Linked DNA regions of Mus musculus: region 2 is linked to region 1. Evidence: chromatin loops called from intact Hi-C (ENCODE). Cell type or tissue: left cerebral cortex. All regions are shown on one strand.

What was found. A loop is a pair of places that touch in the nucleus more often than their neighbours do. Peaks named below come from ENCODE experiments on the same cell type or tissue, not always from the same donor. Only the 100,000 strongest peaks of a DNase experiment are listed, where the experiment ranks them.
Region 2: it touches region 1 in a loop (7-fold over the local background); 19 of 42 quality-filtered maps call a loop at or near these places.

What each region holds. Positions count from the first base shown.
Region 1 is chr2:38,993,257-39,001,256 of GRCm38, forward strand. It overlaps Wdr38 (WD repeat domain 38), which reads left to right and starts at 5,053. Exons shown (of 9, transcript NM_029687.3): 1 at 5,053-5,220; 2 at 6,027-6,147; 3 at 6,717-6,833; 4 at 6,922-7,019; 5 at 7,200-7,280; 6 at 7,361-7,492; 7 at 7,576-7,725; 8 at 7,906-7,953. The coding sequence starts at 5,137. In left cerebral cortex, a CTCF peak has its summit at 4,838 (motif pointing left); a DNase peak (open chromatin) is centred at 4,818; H3K4me3 peaks cover 868 bases; H3K27ac peaks cover 334 bases.
Region 2 is chr2:38,792,362-38,800,361 of GRCm38, forward strand. All of the region lies in intron 3 of Nr6a1 (nuclear receptor subfamily 6, group A, member 1), which reads right to left. Among named protein-coding and RNA genes, the nearest start is that of Nr6a1os, 20 kb to the right of the region's middle. In left cerebral cortex, a CTCF peak has its summit at 4,920 (motif pointing right); a DNase peak (open chromatin) is centred at 4,939.

The DNA.
Region 1 (8,000 bases):
ACCTGTAACTCCAGATCCAAAGAATTCAAGTCCTTTTTTGGCCTCTAAGAGCACCCAGCACACACATGAACTCACCCTTCATACCCTCCCACACACATGTGCACATACCTTCCCACCCATGTATGTACATGATACACACACACACACACACACACACGCACTTCAAAATAAAATCAGATTGTAAAGAGCTCCAACACAATTAACATTTTGACCAGGCAGACTTTAATCTGAGACGAAGCAAGAGGCTTGCTACAAACTGAAGGCCAGTCTGGGCTACATAACAAGACCCTGACTCAAGAGAAGAAATGTGAAGGTCACCTACATAGAGACAATATTCCTTTCATGTAGAGAGGCTGCAAGTAAAAATGCTAAACCAGGCATAAGCCAAGCTCGAGGCGTATGTCACCTTGCCCATTTCTATTTGTGTGTGTGCAGTTTTCTAGGCCTCTCATAAGAAACCCCATGTACACTAAGACATGTCTTTTTTTTTGAGTTTTTTTTTTTTTTTTTTTTTTTTTTTTTTTTTTTTAGTTTTTTGAGACAGGGTTTCTCTGTATAGCTCTGGCTGTCCTGGAACTCACTTTGTAGACCAGGCTGGCCTCGAACTCAGAAATCCACCTGCCTCTGTCTCCGGAGTGCTGGGATTAAAGGTGTGTGCCACCACGCCCGGCAAGACATGTCTTAACCACCTTTTGACAAAGAGTTTTATCTTATCCGACTGAAATTCTACCAAAGGCACCCCCCGCCCCGAGCCATCCCATAACCTCACTTACTGAAAAGGAAAAAAAAATGAGGGCAAAGTTGCTTAGCTATCTTTACAAATCTAATTGAGAGTCCTCGAGATCATATATATGGCTATGGCTTAAATACGACCATCCCTTGAGAGGCCTACATGCTCACATAGCTGTGCCTTCCTCTGAGATTCTATTAGCACTTGGACTTCCATTGAAATTAGTCTCTCTTAATAAACTGCAGATCTGCTTCATACTGACCTGTCTTAGAATTCTTGTCTGTTACCAAATCAAGAACTATGGCTTCACTTGAGTGGATGTTTCTCAAGAGACTCTGAACTTCTGTGGGCCCGCTGCTTCTGACACTGAGCCTGGTGGCCTGTGGCTAAGGCTGCAGAGCTTGCCATGAGGTGCTTCTTCTCTCACAGGACACTGGGCCCATCCTGGTGTTCTTAACCCCCAGGTCTTTTCAGTGTCTAAATCTTGTGCAGGATTTTAGATACAAGGACTGGGGAACAGCTCAGATAGTCAGGCCTGACTCCTCAGGAGCGAGGGAGAAGCTGATGCCCACTGGGACCTTGGGACCTGCCTTGGCCCTGGCCCTTCCCTGGCTTCTGGAGCAAGCACTCACTCTGGCTCTGAGCTTTCCTGCTGCCTTGCTCATCGGAAAGTGACCACAAGTTCCTGGGCCTAAAGACTAGAGGCTTCTCTTTTGCAGAGGAGAGTGACATGTCCTTACCTTCTATGACATTGAACGTGCTTGTGTGGTGAGTTACAGAGCAAGAGACACAGAGAGACATAAGACAAGCCACAGTACTGGCTGAAAGAAAGACATGGTGGGACAGACTCTTGAGAAGATAGGTGGTATGAAATACCTCCCATGACCTTCCTATGACTTGCTAGGTGTGATGGAAGTGGGGAAGGCACTCTGGGCCCCAGGAGCAGCCGGGTAGCTAGAGAATGTATTCAGGAACAGGGTTTTGAATCTGAGTCCTACAGACACTTGGACATCCCCAATACTGTGATCTCATCAGGGTCCCCAGAGACTACACCTGACCAAATCCAGGGCCTGCACACCTGGTCATGAATCCCCTGGCTGCCAGGCCCCTCTATACATCACTAGTGACCCCAGATGTGCATTCAATAGGAATGGAAGTTTGGAAATCTCTGTCTGGAAGAGGGTTTCCCCAAAGTCTCTGAGCAGTTCTGCACACCAGACACCAACTCTGAGAGGCAGCATGTCATTGTGTCCTTTCGAACTAGTGAGAATTTGTTTCTTAAAAATCCAATTATGTGAATGTTTTTGTTTTAATTCCAGGTGTGGGATAAGAGGCTGCTTCACAGCAGGTGATTATGAGTTGTCTCAAGCACTAGCAGGGGTGTGATTTTTGCCAGCTGTAGATAGTTTCAATCTGGGGATTCTGGAGAGGGTATAAATGGGAAAGGCCTGAGAGGACCTGTTGCAGTTGCTGCCGTCCCTGCTGCTGGTTCCTTTTGTTGCAGTTTGTCAAGTGGTTGTGACCAAGGAGACAAGAAGTTTGAGATATCCTGACAATGAAGATTGGACCAGCCCTAAGGAACCCAACACCCCTAATCTACAGGATGTAGTCTAAAGAGATCTATGCCTCCTTTCCCCTCAGACCTTTCTCTCCTACCTAGTGTTCTGGGGTTGTTTATTAGTAGGGTTCTCTGGAGTCACAGAACTTACAGGTAGTCTCTACATAGCAAGGGAATTTGTTGATGACTTAGAGTCTGTCGTTCAACTCCCAACAATGGTCAGCAGCAGCTGTGGATCTAGCAGTTGCTCAGTCCCACAAGGCAAGTAGGTGAATTTTCCTTCTTCCAATGTCCTTATGTAGGTCTCCAGCAGAAGGTGTGGCCCAGATTAAAGGTTTGTGCCACCACACCTGGGACTTGCTTTGTCCCAGATGACCTTGAACTCAAAGATCTCCCTGTCTTTTATTTATTTATTTATTTATTTATTTATTTATTTATCTATTTATTTTCAAGACAGGGTTTCTCTATAGCCCTGGCTGTCCTGGAACTCACTTTGTAGACCAGGCTGGCCTCGAACTCAGAAATCCGCCTGCCTCTGCCTCCCGAGTGCTGGGATTAAAGGCGTGTGCCACCATGCCTGCTCAGCAGATCTCCCTGTCTTAATCTTCTGGGATTCATAGCCACTATGCCTCGAGATCTCCATGCCAAGATCCAGGTCAGACACTTGTATCTCCTAGTCTCCAGATTAGAATCACAGGTGAGCCTTCCAATTCTGGATTGTAGTTCATTCCAGATATAGTCAAGTTGACAACCAGGGATAGCCACAACAGGTTGGAAGGGATTATGGTGGAATAAAGATCGAAAGGGTGGTAGATATGAAGAACACAATAAAATAGCTAAAAATAATATGCCAATGGCAAACCTGAGAGGACCTACTTTACATATGAAGAGACTTGGGAGCAGCTGGTCTGGACACCTTGCTATGAGTACCTGTTATCAGTATCTTGTTATGCCCACCTTGAAACCATGTCTATGTTCCAGGACGTCACTAGGGCTAATTCTTTATATGTGCAGTCTGCTTCTGTAACCCATCCTCTCTGCCTGCCAAATCTCCCACTTGGAAAGCCTCTACCACGAGCTATAAAAGACTTGACTTCCTCAAGTCCAATGTTGACGTCTAGACCCCTGACTTAGGGGGAGGCAGCCATGTACACGAAAAAAAAAGGTTGCTTTAATTATTTCTTGTTTTAATTAATTTGACCATAATGATTGGGTCGGTGGTCTTTCTCCTTCCATCTTTGGTATTAACACTAGCCCATTGTGGGTGGTGCCATCCTTGGGCAAGGTGGTCCTGGGTTCTATAAAAAGCAGGCTGAGCAGACCATGGAGGAGCGAGTTAGTAAGCAGCACTCCTTCATGGCCTCTGCATCAGTTTCTTCCTTCAGGCTCCTGCCCTGCTTGAGTTCCTTTTCTGACTTCAGTGATGGGACCACAGTGTGCAAGAACAAGCCAAATAAACCCTTTGCTTCCCCACTTTGCTTTTGGTCTTTGGTGTTTCATCATAGCAACACTAACCCTAAGTAGGAGAGATGGGCGGGACACTGTAGACAGATAGTCCAGTGAATATGCCCAAGGTAGAAAGGAGCAGTCAGGTGGCATGGGTGTCGATGTGTGAGCAGAGAAGATGGGGGCTAGGGAATTCCGTTTCTGAGGGCTGTGTCATGGCTGGGGAGGGGGTGGCGGTGGCTTTCTAATCTCAGCACAGACAGGTCTCCAAGGAGCCAACGCAGTGACTCGGACCCTCTGGGAGTGTGGATGAGAGTGGCCCGGCTGAAAGCCGCCTTTGCCGTCTCCATACACGTCTCACTGTCTGGGGCCTAAAATAGAGCAGGAATAGAATGATCCCGTGAGAAGATTCTGGTGAAGGACTACAGGAAAAGGGACATGAGTCACGCTGGGAACCCTTGAGTTCGACACTCCCAAAGTTCTGCTGCCCTGCCCAACACCATTGGGTCTCCCACATCCATCCCTGCCCACTTTGGTCTGGTTGGGGAGCTGGCAGGCTTGGTTCTGTCATGAAGGAACTAAGTCACTTACCCATGCTTCATTCCCCTGAGAGCCTGCTTCTCAGAGGTACCAGAAATAAGGGACCTCAGACATCTGCTGTGAGGGCCATGGTAATTGATGAGCAAAGGGGCCCAACCCAGGACCAGCACCACTATCGGCCTCTGTATTTCTCTGGACCTCAGTTTCCTCACCTGTAAAGGTTTGTCTTCGCAGGTTTCAGGTCAAAATCCACGTTACGATCCTAAGCGCTCCTGGGACCTCCCTCCTGTACTTCCAGCCCCGGACCCTCAGACGTTAGCATAGACTTGACACATATTTTTCATGCCCTGCGTTAGGCACACTCTGACTCCTGCTCCTTGCACCCTGGAGGTAGAGGAAGATGTTCTCAGTCCCAGGGCGGCTCGTGGGTACTACCATGTGCTAGGCTCTCACGTGTTTAACTACGGACTGTGCTAAATCCTGCTCTGTGAGAGGAAGGAGTCCTTGGGGCGGTACACTGCGTCCCGGTGCGCGGGGCCAGCGCGCCCTCTAGAGGCTACTCTGCTCAAAGTCTTGCTCGACAGCCAGAGGAGCTCTGGATCTGGCCAGCAGGCAGGTTCCAAGGTTGGAAGACTCTTTCTGGTGTCTCCTGCTACTCTACCTCCACTTTAACCTAAAAGTGCTCGCCTCACTACCACCTTCCATGGAGGCGGCTCAGAGAGCTCCCCCACTGCGGCTGCGCCGCCCCGCCCCATTACCATGGAGACTTCTTGTACACAGTTTCCCTTTCCCTTCTGCCCTGTTAGGAACGGAGGCCCCTCCGACGGGACTGGTGCCCGCTTAGGAGGGAGCCCTCCGGGTTATGGAGTGGGCGCCCATGAACATCAGAGCCCCAACAAGATTGGCCGTGGGCAGAGTGAGGTTTTATGGTCAACACCACGGGGAGGTGAGGCCCCAGTGCTCTTCTTACACAGGCTTGGTGGGGTCAGACCCCAACTCAAGAATAGACCCTAGGTTTATTTTTTCTTTTTTGTTTTGAGACAGGGTTCACTATGTGGCTGGCCTTGAACAGAGATCCATCTGCCCCTGCCTCCCTAGTGCTGGGATTCCGGTGTAAGCACCAGGTTTTTCCCCATGCATGGTTTGTTTGTTTATTTGGTTTTTCATGACAGGGTTTCTCTGTTAGTCCTGTCTGTCCTGGACCTCACTCTGTAGACCAGACTGGCCTCGAACTCAGAAATCCACCTGCCTCTGCCTCCCAAGTGCTTGGATTAAAGGCGTGCACCACCAATGCTCGGCTTGCATGGTTCTTTTTTTAAAGCCGGTGGTAGCACAGGCCCTTAATCCCAGCACTCGGTCGGCAGAGGCAGAAGGATTTCTGCGTTCAAGGCTAGCCTGGTCTAGAAATGTAGCGGGTTTTCCCAGGAACTCTTCACGTAAACAAGATTTCAAGCTCTCACAGATCTGCTTTGTCTTTTGAGGCAGCATTAGGCTGGTCTCAAACTTCAGGCAGTAGTCTTCCCTGGGGCTGGGCTCAAAGGTGTGCATCGTTATTTCTAGCTTAGATTCAATGCTTAGGGTTAACTTTGAGCTTGTCAATTTTTGACCTAGAACTTGCTTTTGCATGGCTGTGGAGTGGGACCTGGAGTTTATGGCCCTACCCGGGCTTCCTGGACAGATTAGGGATGGTTAGAGCTGAGAGGACAAATGACTCCAGACAGGCATAGGACTATTTTTGCCCTGTACTTTCAGGTCAACTGCTCTGCCTTCTCTCCTGACGGCCGGACCCTGCTCACAGCCTCAGATGATGGCTGTGTGTATGTATGGGGGACAAAGAGTGGGCGACTGCTATGGAGACTGGCAGGCCACAGAGGTGAGGCTCAGGCACATGGCTGGAGAGACTCTAGGGCTCTGTGCTGACATTGAGCCTCCTGTGGTGACATAGGACTTTGGGTTGGAGGAGTCCAGCAGAGGCAGCTGGATAGGGTGACACTAAACCTAACACTCAGGGGCTCTTGCAGCAGAGCTACTCATAAAACACACCCCTCCCGATGTAGTTTTACCTCTAGGAGCTTCCCCAGAGCGGGATAAATGTTTGAAAGGCTTATTCCAGTCAGTCTCTTGTCAAGGTCACCCACGTGAACTTGTCAGACTGCTTTTGGTCCTATTACCTCAACCCTTGACACGGGACTTTGCCATGCAAGCAGGGTACCTGACCTATTGAGATCCAGGAAGCAGTGGTGGTAGAGGGTGACTCACACCAAAGACCCTAGCTGGGGCAGTGAGTATGGTTCTGGGAGCAGGGATCTAGATTGGTCGATGCCCCCCAGATGGGCAAGCAGATCCAGCTGAACCCAGCTCAGGCCAGGCCTTGTGGTTGGAACTACAGATAACAAATCTGGACCTGGAGGGCAGGACAGTGCCTTGTGTTCTCTGCCTCAGGCCCAGTGAAGTCTTGCTGTTTCTCTCCCGATGGCCGCCTCATTGCCAGCTCCTCCAGTGACCACAGCATCCGCCTGTGGGATGTGGCAAGGTCCAAGTGTCTACATGTGCTGAAAGGTAAGTATTCAGTTTGGGCAGGAGCCACCTTGGCTCCTTTGTGGACTTTGTCCCGTCCTCTTTCCCACCTTTGGGCTGGTGTCTGTAGGTCACCAGAGGAGTGTGGAAACTGTCAGCTTCAGCCCGGACTCCAAGCAGCTGGCATCAGGTGGTTGGGACAAGAGAGCGATTGTCTGGGAAGTGCAGGTATGATGCAGGTGTTCAGAGGGGACCAGATACACCCTTTGCTCTTAGTGCCTCCCCTACTCTCTCCCCACACCCAATCAGATGCAGGTTCCAGCTAAAGCCACAGCAGGAAGGGCAATGCCTGGGAAGTTTGGGAGCAACCAGGCCCCTCCACCCCTGCAGCTCAGACTCTCTCTACAGTCTGGCCGCAGGGTGCACCTCTTGGTTGGGCATTGTGATTCCATCCAGAGCAGTGACTTCTCTCCAACCTCGGATTCTCTGGTGAGCTTTACTCCCACCACACCCTGCATCAGTGGCCATCTGAGTGGCAAGGGCGGTTTCATACTCCTTACTACCCACAGGCCACTGGTTCCTGGGACTCGACTGTGCACATATGGGACTTGCGGGCATCCACCCCAGTTGTGTCCTACCACAATCTGGAGGGCCACACTGGCAACATCAGTTGTTTGTGTTACTCAGCATCTGGTCTCTTGGTAAGCTAGGCTGACTGGGGCTCCAAGACCAAGGCCAGCCCGTTTGCCTTTGGGGGTCACTGAGCTCAGGAATGTCTCTTTAGGCATCTGGCTCTTGGGACAAGACCATCTGTGTCTGGAAGCCTACAACCAACAACCTGCCTCTTCAGCTCAAGGGCCATACCATTTGGGTGAATAGTCTAGCCTTTTCTCCTGATGAACTGAAGTTAGCCAGTGCTGGTTACTCTCGTACGGTAAGCCCAGATAAACCTCCGCCTCACCTTTCCAGAGGTTCCAGCCATACCAGAAATGCCCATGAATAACACAGGCAAGGACAAGACCCAGATACTGATCTCTAGTGACCTTGTCCGCAGACATATCTGGGTCTGAGACCACTGATACCTCCCAACTCTATTGCCTGTTTTTACTTCTAGGTCAAAGTCTGGGACTGCCTCACAGGGAAATGCCTTGAGACCCTAAAGGTAAGACACTATGGCCAGTACAAAGACAGGGTGTCCAGGACTAACAG
Region 2 (8,000 bases), 200 kb before region 1:
ATTCTTATGCTACTGGGAAGGTAAATCCTCCTATGTAATGGGTCACTGTCAAAACTAGTTTTCAGGATCACTGTCTAGCCTCCTCTATTAAAAGGTTATCACATAAGCTGGTACACTGAGAGATCATCTGTCGTACTGTTTCTTAAAACCAAGTCCATTTTAAATGCACATACTATTTAATCCAGCAACCTAAACACTTCTAGGAATATATAACTAATGGAAATGCTTGTATATGCAGGAGTAGAAAAGGTATCATTGCAGGGGGCTGGAGATGTAGCTCCATTTGTAGAGTGTTTGCCTAGGAGGCTTGATTTCCAAGCACTGCATAAACCAGGCATAACTGCTCACACCTCTTATCTAACACAGAGATGGAGGAAAGAGGATAAAGGGCTGAAGGTCATCCATGGCTTCAAGGCCAGCTTGGGCTACACAAACCTTGACCCCTCTCTCCAAAAAATAGTTCTTTTAATATTTTATATAGTCTGTTTCTGCCTCCCGGGTACTGCGATTAATGATGTGCACTGATTAATGATCTGATCCCTGGACTCATATGATGGAAGAAGAAACTGCTTCTCAAGGGTGGATAGTCCTTTGACTCCCGTATGTACATTGTGAGATATATGCTACACCCTCAAAATAAAATGTAATAAACAAAATACAAGTATATAGAAGTATAGGGCTTGGGCATATTTCTGTCAACAGAGCACCTGCCTAGCATGCACTAGGCTCTAGGTTTGACCCCTAGCACTGCATAAAACTGGATTTGCTGCTTTATGCCAGTAATCCCAGTACTCGGGGGATAAAAAGGCAGGAGAATCTGAAGTTTAAAGTCATCCACAGCTACATAGTGAGTTTGAGGTCAGCCTGGACAACTTGAGACCTAATCAGCCCCACCCTATCCCACCCAGGAGATGAAATACACATACGTGTACTTCAATACCTCTTGCTGAATTAGAGTTATAGAATAAACTAAACAACCATGGTACTTGTCAGAGTATATAAAGCAACAGTTCCAGGTACTAGACTTCAGGAGATGAAGAACGATGATTCCTGGGAGGCAAATAGAATATGGTGAATGGATCTGTGAGTGTTCTTCTTAACTATTTAGAGCAGTGGTTCTAAACCTGTGGGTCCCAACTCCCTTGGTAAACCTCTATCCCCCCCCCCCAAATTAAATTATAATCCATAACAGTAGCAAAATCAGAGTTATGAAGCAGCAGTGAAAATAACTGTACAGTTGTGGATCACCACAACATGAGGAACTGTATTACAGGAACTCAGTATTAAGAAGATTAAGAAAGAGTGGGTCAGAGGTTTTTCTAGGCTAGAAAGAAACAAAGCATCCAGGTAGCCTATCAGTTTCCCAGAGTTACAGATATGAAGCTAGAAGTCAAGGAGGTCAATAAAACTGGGGAAAGGAGTTCACAGGGCACTGGACCAGAGGGAGAGGGCTACACTGAGTGCACAACTGAGATTGGCATAGGTTCTCCATGTCTTTAGCTGTAGATTATCTGTGCATGTATAAGAGAAAACCACCCAAGCTGAGGAAATTCCCAAGAAGAAGAGCAAAGAAAAACAATCTTTTGGGCTCTTTCAGGGCTAAGACCTTTCCTCTAACACTGGGGATAGAACTAGGGAACTTTATGCATGTCAGGCAGGTGCTCTGCCATGGAGCTACATAGCTAAGAATTTTTGTTTCAACTAGCCAAATGGAGAGCTTTCTGTATTAGAAAGCTTCCTAAGAATTAGATTAGCATTCACATATCTCCCAATACCTATCCTGCAGGTATTCTCCTTAGAGCACTGGCTGGCTAATCAGACTAACGACTTGATTCATTCAGTTCAAATGACAGACTCTAGGCAACTGATATTGACTGGTTTGTGGAATAAAAGATGAAGTCAGCAGGAGCCAGATGAGACAAGTCCAACAGGTTGAGAGGACAGTAGATCTTAATAAACTTTTCCTTAGCCTCTTTTTAATAGAGACAAAAATCCAACAGTATAAGCAGAAATTCCCTTTGCTCTGTAGCTTAATACAAATGATTGAAAAAGAAAATCATCATAACTTTGTTTCAATGACCCTTACACTGAGATTTTCTATTGGATACTTTTAAGGGCTCTACAATGGACCTTAACAATGCATTAAGGCAATCCTTGTGAGCCTATTCCTAGAAGATGGTTCTTTACAATTTTACATGCCCTCATGGCTGTAATGAGATAATTTTGAACTCAGTTTGGCATTGTCCCTTTATGTTGTTTACTCAGTCTCACACAAATAAGACACTTAGATTTGCTGAATATCTCTGCCCAGATAAGTTAATGCAAAGCTGAGAAGCTTGGATCCTTAATTGTGTAACATCAAGATTTTTCAGATGAATGAAGCATGAAACAAAAAATATCAAGAATACAATTATATCATCATAATGTCCCTATTTTAAAAAGAAAATTCACTACATTTATTTACAAAAATAAAATGAGTTGGGAACATTTTAGGTATGTGCTTTACAGTGAAAGACACAATGAGCAACATGATGACATAACTTGACAGACCATGGAAAGGCAACTGAAAAGGGCACATGGAGTTGAGCATCCAATAATGGGAACAAGGCGTAGAACTGGAAGTAAAGTACTATTGCATTAAACACTAACACAGCTTCAGAGATCATTATTATGACTGATCCCATAGATACTACATGCTGCAGACTAGAGAGGGATACTAGGCCAGCAGCAATACAATATTTCAACCATTTCATAATTCTCATTATCCCACCATCTCATTCTTTATTCTGCCACTAAGCACATAAAATACCCTTCAAAATCATTGTAAGGGTTTTTATTTGTTTGGTTTAGTTTTTGCTCAAAGAATGGAAAGCTACTTCTTCTAGAGAAGTACTCAAACAAGGAGTCTCAGGCTTCTTTCAGGGCAATAATGTAGATCTCTACATGCATACTAATTCTACACCTGCATAATTTGGAGAACATACAATGCCAAAAACTCAGGAGTGTTCTGAGAACAAGTTAGGATGTGCATAAATATTTTAAAGTGAACGTACCATACAAGTGCTATTCTGATAACAGAAACACAGTCATCCAGAAAAGACTGTTGGTAAAAGAATAGCAGTGAGTGAGCTCCTGAGATAAAAGGTGACCTGTTCCCAAGTCTACCAAAAAAAAAAAAAAAAAAAATCATGAACAAATGGGCATCTTGTTTTGATTTTTAACCTTTCTGGGATTAGAGAGGCAATTTTTCAAAAAAAAAAATCTTGCTAACTCATTAAATAGAAATTTTTTTATATATAAAAGAACTAATTACACACAAAAAACTGAAGTATGGAAGAATGAGAAGAAAGTGGGAGAAAGTATAACATGAATTCCATGTACCAGTGAGGAAAACAAGTTGTAATTACCCCTCTATTAATGTCTAACCTCCAAGAAGCACATAGGTTTAAACACAGATGTTTGTAGACTTATTTATTAAACATAAAGAGTTCCTATAAGTCAGTAAGAAAAAGATACACAAAACCACTAATGGACAAAGAATGTGTCCATGGAAAGACCTCTTACAAAAGATCGGTTTGTCAGGGCTGTAAAGATGGCTGGGTAGCTCAAGAGAACTTGTTCTTCTTCCCGAGGACCTGAGTTGGGTTCTCAGTAGACACATTAGAGGGCTCACAGCCATTTTTAACTCTAGCTCCAGGATATCTCTTCTGGCATCGCAGGGCCCCATCACTTTCACGCAAATATACACGTACATGTAATTAAAAATAAATTTCTTGCTGGGCAGTGGTGGCGCACTCCTTTAATCCCAGCACTCGGGAGGCAAAGGCAGGAGGATTTCTGAGTTCAAGGCCAGCCTGGTCTACAAAGTGAGTTCCAGAATAGCTAAATAAATAAATTTCTTTTTAAAAAATTAGTGTGTATACAATGAAAAAATCACTTTCAGCTTTTACCAACTGTTTCTCTAGTTAGGAATGTAGCTGAGTGGTAGGGCACCTAGGTTTACCTTACAGTAACCACACACACGCACACGCTCTCGCACACACAAACACACACACACACACACACACACACACAGGGGTGGGGGGCGATAAGAGGGAACCATAAACCACTCATTAGACTGGCAAATAGTGTGATTATTTTATTTTACTTTGGAGAAAATGGATATGTTTTACAGTTCTGGCAGCTAAACTGTACGTATCCCATAGCTCAAGAGTCCCATTACTTCTTACAGAAGTATTCGCTCTTTCTCTCAAAGATGAATGCATAACAATGACACAACTTTAGAGGAATAGCCAAGATGAGGAAATGAGGTAAGAAACCAGACTACCACACATTGTCCAGTCTCCTTACACACTCTCATTCTAGACTTTAGCTGGGCTGTCAGTCATTTGGGTAGTCCCTTTCCCCAACTCTTCACTAACAGTAATAATATCCAAGGAATTCATTTCTATTTTTTATGAAAAAAATTTTTAAAAGATTTATTTACTGTTATATGTACGTTCACTGTAGCTGTCTTCAGGCACACGAGGAGAGGGCATCAGATCTCATTACAGATGGTTGTGAGCCACCATATGGTTGCTGGGATTTGAACTCAGGACCTTCAGAAGAGCAGAAGGTCCTGCTCTTAACCATTTAGCCATCTCTCCAGCTCTCATCTCTACTTCTAACAACTCAGTTTGTGAATAAGAGGTTAGCCCTATACTATATGAGATAGATCTTTCAATGTTGCAATTTCTGTGTTCTGCTTGGGGGTTTTCTAATGCCTACTGAATAATTTTCAAATGAATAAGTCTTGGGATCAGGTCATGGATACTAAAAAAAAAAAAAAAAAAAAAAAAAAAAGTACTTATGACTCCATAACTTTGCCAGGTCCCAGTGATCAACTTACTCACACTGTTGTGGGTGTTCTTCAGCCTACCAGCAGAGGGCAGCATTTCCCACATAAGCGAAGCTTCAAAATGCAGAACTCAAATTGAAGAATGGAAAGTCATGATCAGATCACAAAGGCAAACTCGACAAAGCATGGTAACAACTGCGCTGTAGAACAGACCCTAGTTTCTCTGAGACCATACAACAGAAACTTAGACCTAACAGCACCTAACACTGTGTACTGGCACTGTAATGGAAAAATGAGACTAACATCCACATACATATATACTATTAGCCATAATATATGTGGTATACCTATATTAAATTGAATCTTACTAGCAGCAAAAATTCCTGGATCCCTAACCAAAGAGACTAGAGAGTCCATTTACACTTGAATCTACTTTTCCATTTTTTGCTACAAAAAAAAAAAAAAAAAAAAAAGAATGAAAGGGGCAAACCCCTTGATCTACCATAGATATTTATATGTATCTGTGGGTGTGGGGTACACATGATAGAAGAGCTATACAGGCATGAACTACATAGACACATGTGTAAGTTGGGATTTAGTTCTCAATACTATCACCATTGTTTTAAAAACAGTCTTACTAGCATGAATATATATACACATACATATATACATACCACGCCTACAATCCCATAGGCAATCGGTCTACATAAAGAGTACTAGGACAGCAGACAAGGCTACAGACAAAGAACCTGTCTCAAAAAACAAAACAAAACTTTTCACTGGACCTTGAGATTGCTGTTTTAGTTGGACTGGCTGGCCAGTGAGACCGTGTTCTTCCTTTCGCTGATATTCAGCCAGGGATTACATTATATACATGGCAGGCCTAGATTTCGTAAGTGCTGACTTTCATAGAGTATCTGAACTCACAAATACTTGACCCACTAAATCATCCCCCAAGCCATGACCACAAATGTTCAAGCTCAGCTTCACATTAGCAGAGCAAGGTAGTAAGGAGAGCAAAAAGAAACCACTAGGTCATGCAGTGGTGGTGCACATCTTTAATCACAGCACTGGGAAAGCAGAGACAGGTGAATTAAGTTTGAGGCCAGCCTGGTATAGGTCCAGATCAGCCAGGGCTACACAGAAAAACCTTGTCTCAAAAACAAAGGAAAAAGCCAGGCAGTGGTGGTGCACACCTTTAATCCCAGCACTTGGGAGGCAGAGGCAGGCGGATTTCTGAGTTTGAAGCCAGCCTGGTCTACAGAGTGAGTTCCAGGACAGCCAGGACTACACAGAGAAACCCTGTCTCGAAAAAACCAACTAAACAAACAAACAAACAAACAAACAAAAACAAAACAAAAAAAGGAAAAAAAAAACCAAACAAAACAAATAATACAAAAAGAAAAAAGAGAGAGAGATATCACTAGTTCAAAGCAGATGATGGAATTATAGGTCTAAAAAATGCAAATATCTACAGTTAAGATGTCTCAGCCGTGGGCTGGAGAGTTGGCTCACTTGTTGCTCTTACAAAGGGCCTCAGGTCAGCTCCTAGCACACACATGGCAGTTTTCAGGTCCGAGGGGATCTGACCCCCTTCCTTTCCAGGAGGGGTACTTGGTATACACACATACAAGTGGGCAAAGCAGTCATGGGCATAAAATAAATCAATCTAAAAATATTTTTTAAGGTTTTTTTGTTTGTTTGTTTTTGCCTTTTAGAGACAGGATTTTTCCTGTGTGTATACCAGGCTGGCTATTCTTTATCTCAAGAGATCCTCCCACCTCTGCCTCCTGAATACTGGGATTAAAGCCACCATGCCTGGCTTTCACTGTCATCTTAACCGGACTTACCATGGAAACACACCTCTGGATTTATCTATGAGGGCTTCCAGAAAAGTTTTAAAAAGAGGGAGGATTGTCCTAAGTGTGGGTGGTGCCATTCCAGTGAGACAGATGAATATCAGGATTCATTCCGCTCTGCTTTCTGACTTCAGATATAAATGCCTTTCACCCCCCAGTTCCACTCCACTTCCACTCCTTCCATACCTCAGGGTATGTGAGGAGGTGAAGGAAAGAGGCAGGTAGGGTAGAGCCATAAAGAAAGAAAAAGCATTCCTTACATAGGGTATAGAGAAACAATCCATACTTTATGACTTCAATTACTTAAAATCCTCATATTCTGTCTTACTATGAGCATGAAATAAAGAAAGCCTAGTTTAATCATTCTAGATCTGTATCAGCTATACTATAGGTTCTTTTTTGTTTGTTTGTTTTTTTGTTTTGTTTTTTTGTTTTTTTTTCGAGACAGGATTTCTCTGTATAGCCCTGGCTGTCCTGGAACTCACTTTGTAGACCAGGCTGGCCTCAAACTCTGAAATCTGCCTGCCTCTGCCTCCCGAGTGCTGGGATTAAAGGCGTGCACCACCACGCCCGGCTATAATATAGGTTATTAAGGAGAAAACCATTTATCTCTGCTTCTATCAGGGTTGAAGAATGGCTAACACTGATGACTGGCTTGTAGAAAATGTAATTTATCAAGTTTTATACTTCTGTACATAAAGAAGTATGTGTCTTTTCTCTCTCCCAAATTTCTTCTATTCTTACTGGATTCCTTACGTTGTCCCTGGTGCCATATTAAGTGCTTTATGTATAGCATCTCATCATAATCTCTTAGGAAGACTAGAAATTTATCACCTCCATTTTAGAGATAAGCTTAGTTTCAAAGAACTTAGTAAGTGTTGAAGATCTAACAGCTAATATGAACCTTTGGGACATGAGTTTTTAAGAACTAAGGGACAATTAACTACTGTGCCATATTGGTGATAACAGTAAGAGACCTCAAGGACACTGTGGGTCATAGGGGAGACTTCACTTAATTTACCCCTCATGAAGATTTTTCTACCCAACAAATGACAAATTTTCTATTTTTTCAAGGGATGTAGCAATTTCCCTGTATATGGTAGCAGCAGTTGGATTACAGTCAAGGTCAGCAAAGCATCCCGACAGCTTCACGTTACTATCTTCTCACCTTCCTGTCCATTCTTATATACTATACTGGGTACTGATAAGACTTCTTTTAATTCCTTCTATAAATGGGTAATATTTAGCTACTCCAATTATTTTCACATTAATTAATCATCCTTTCTCCCATAATCCCTGGTGAT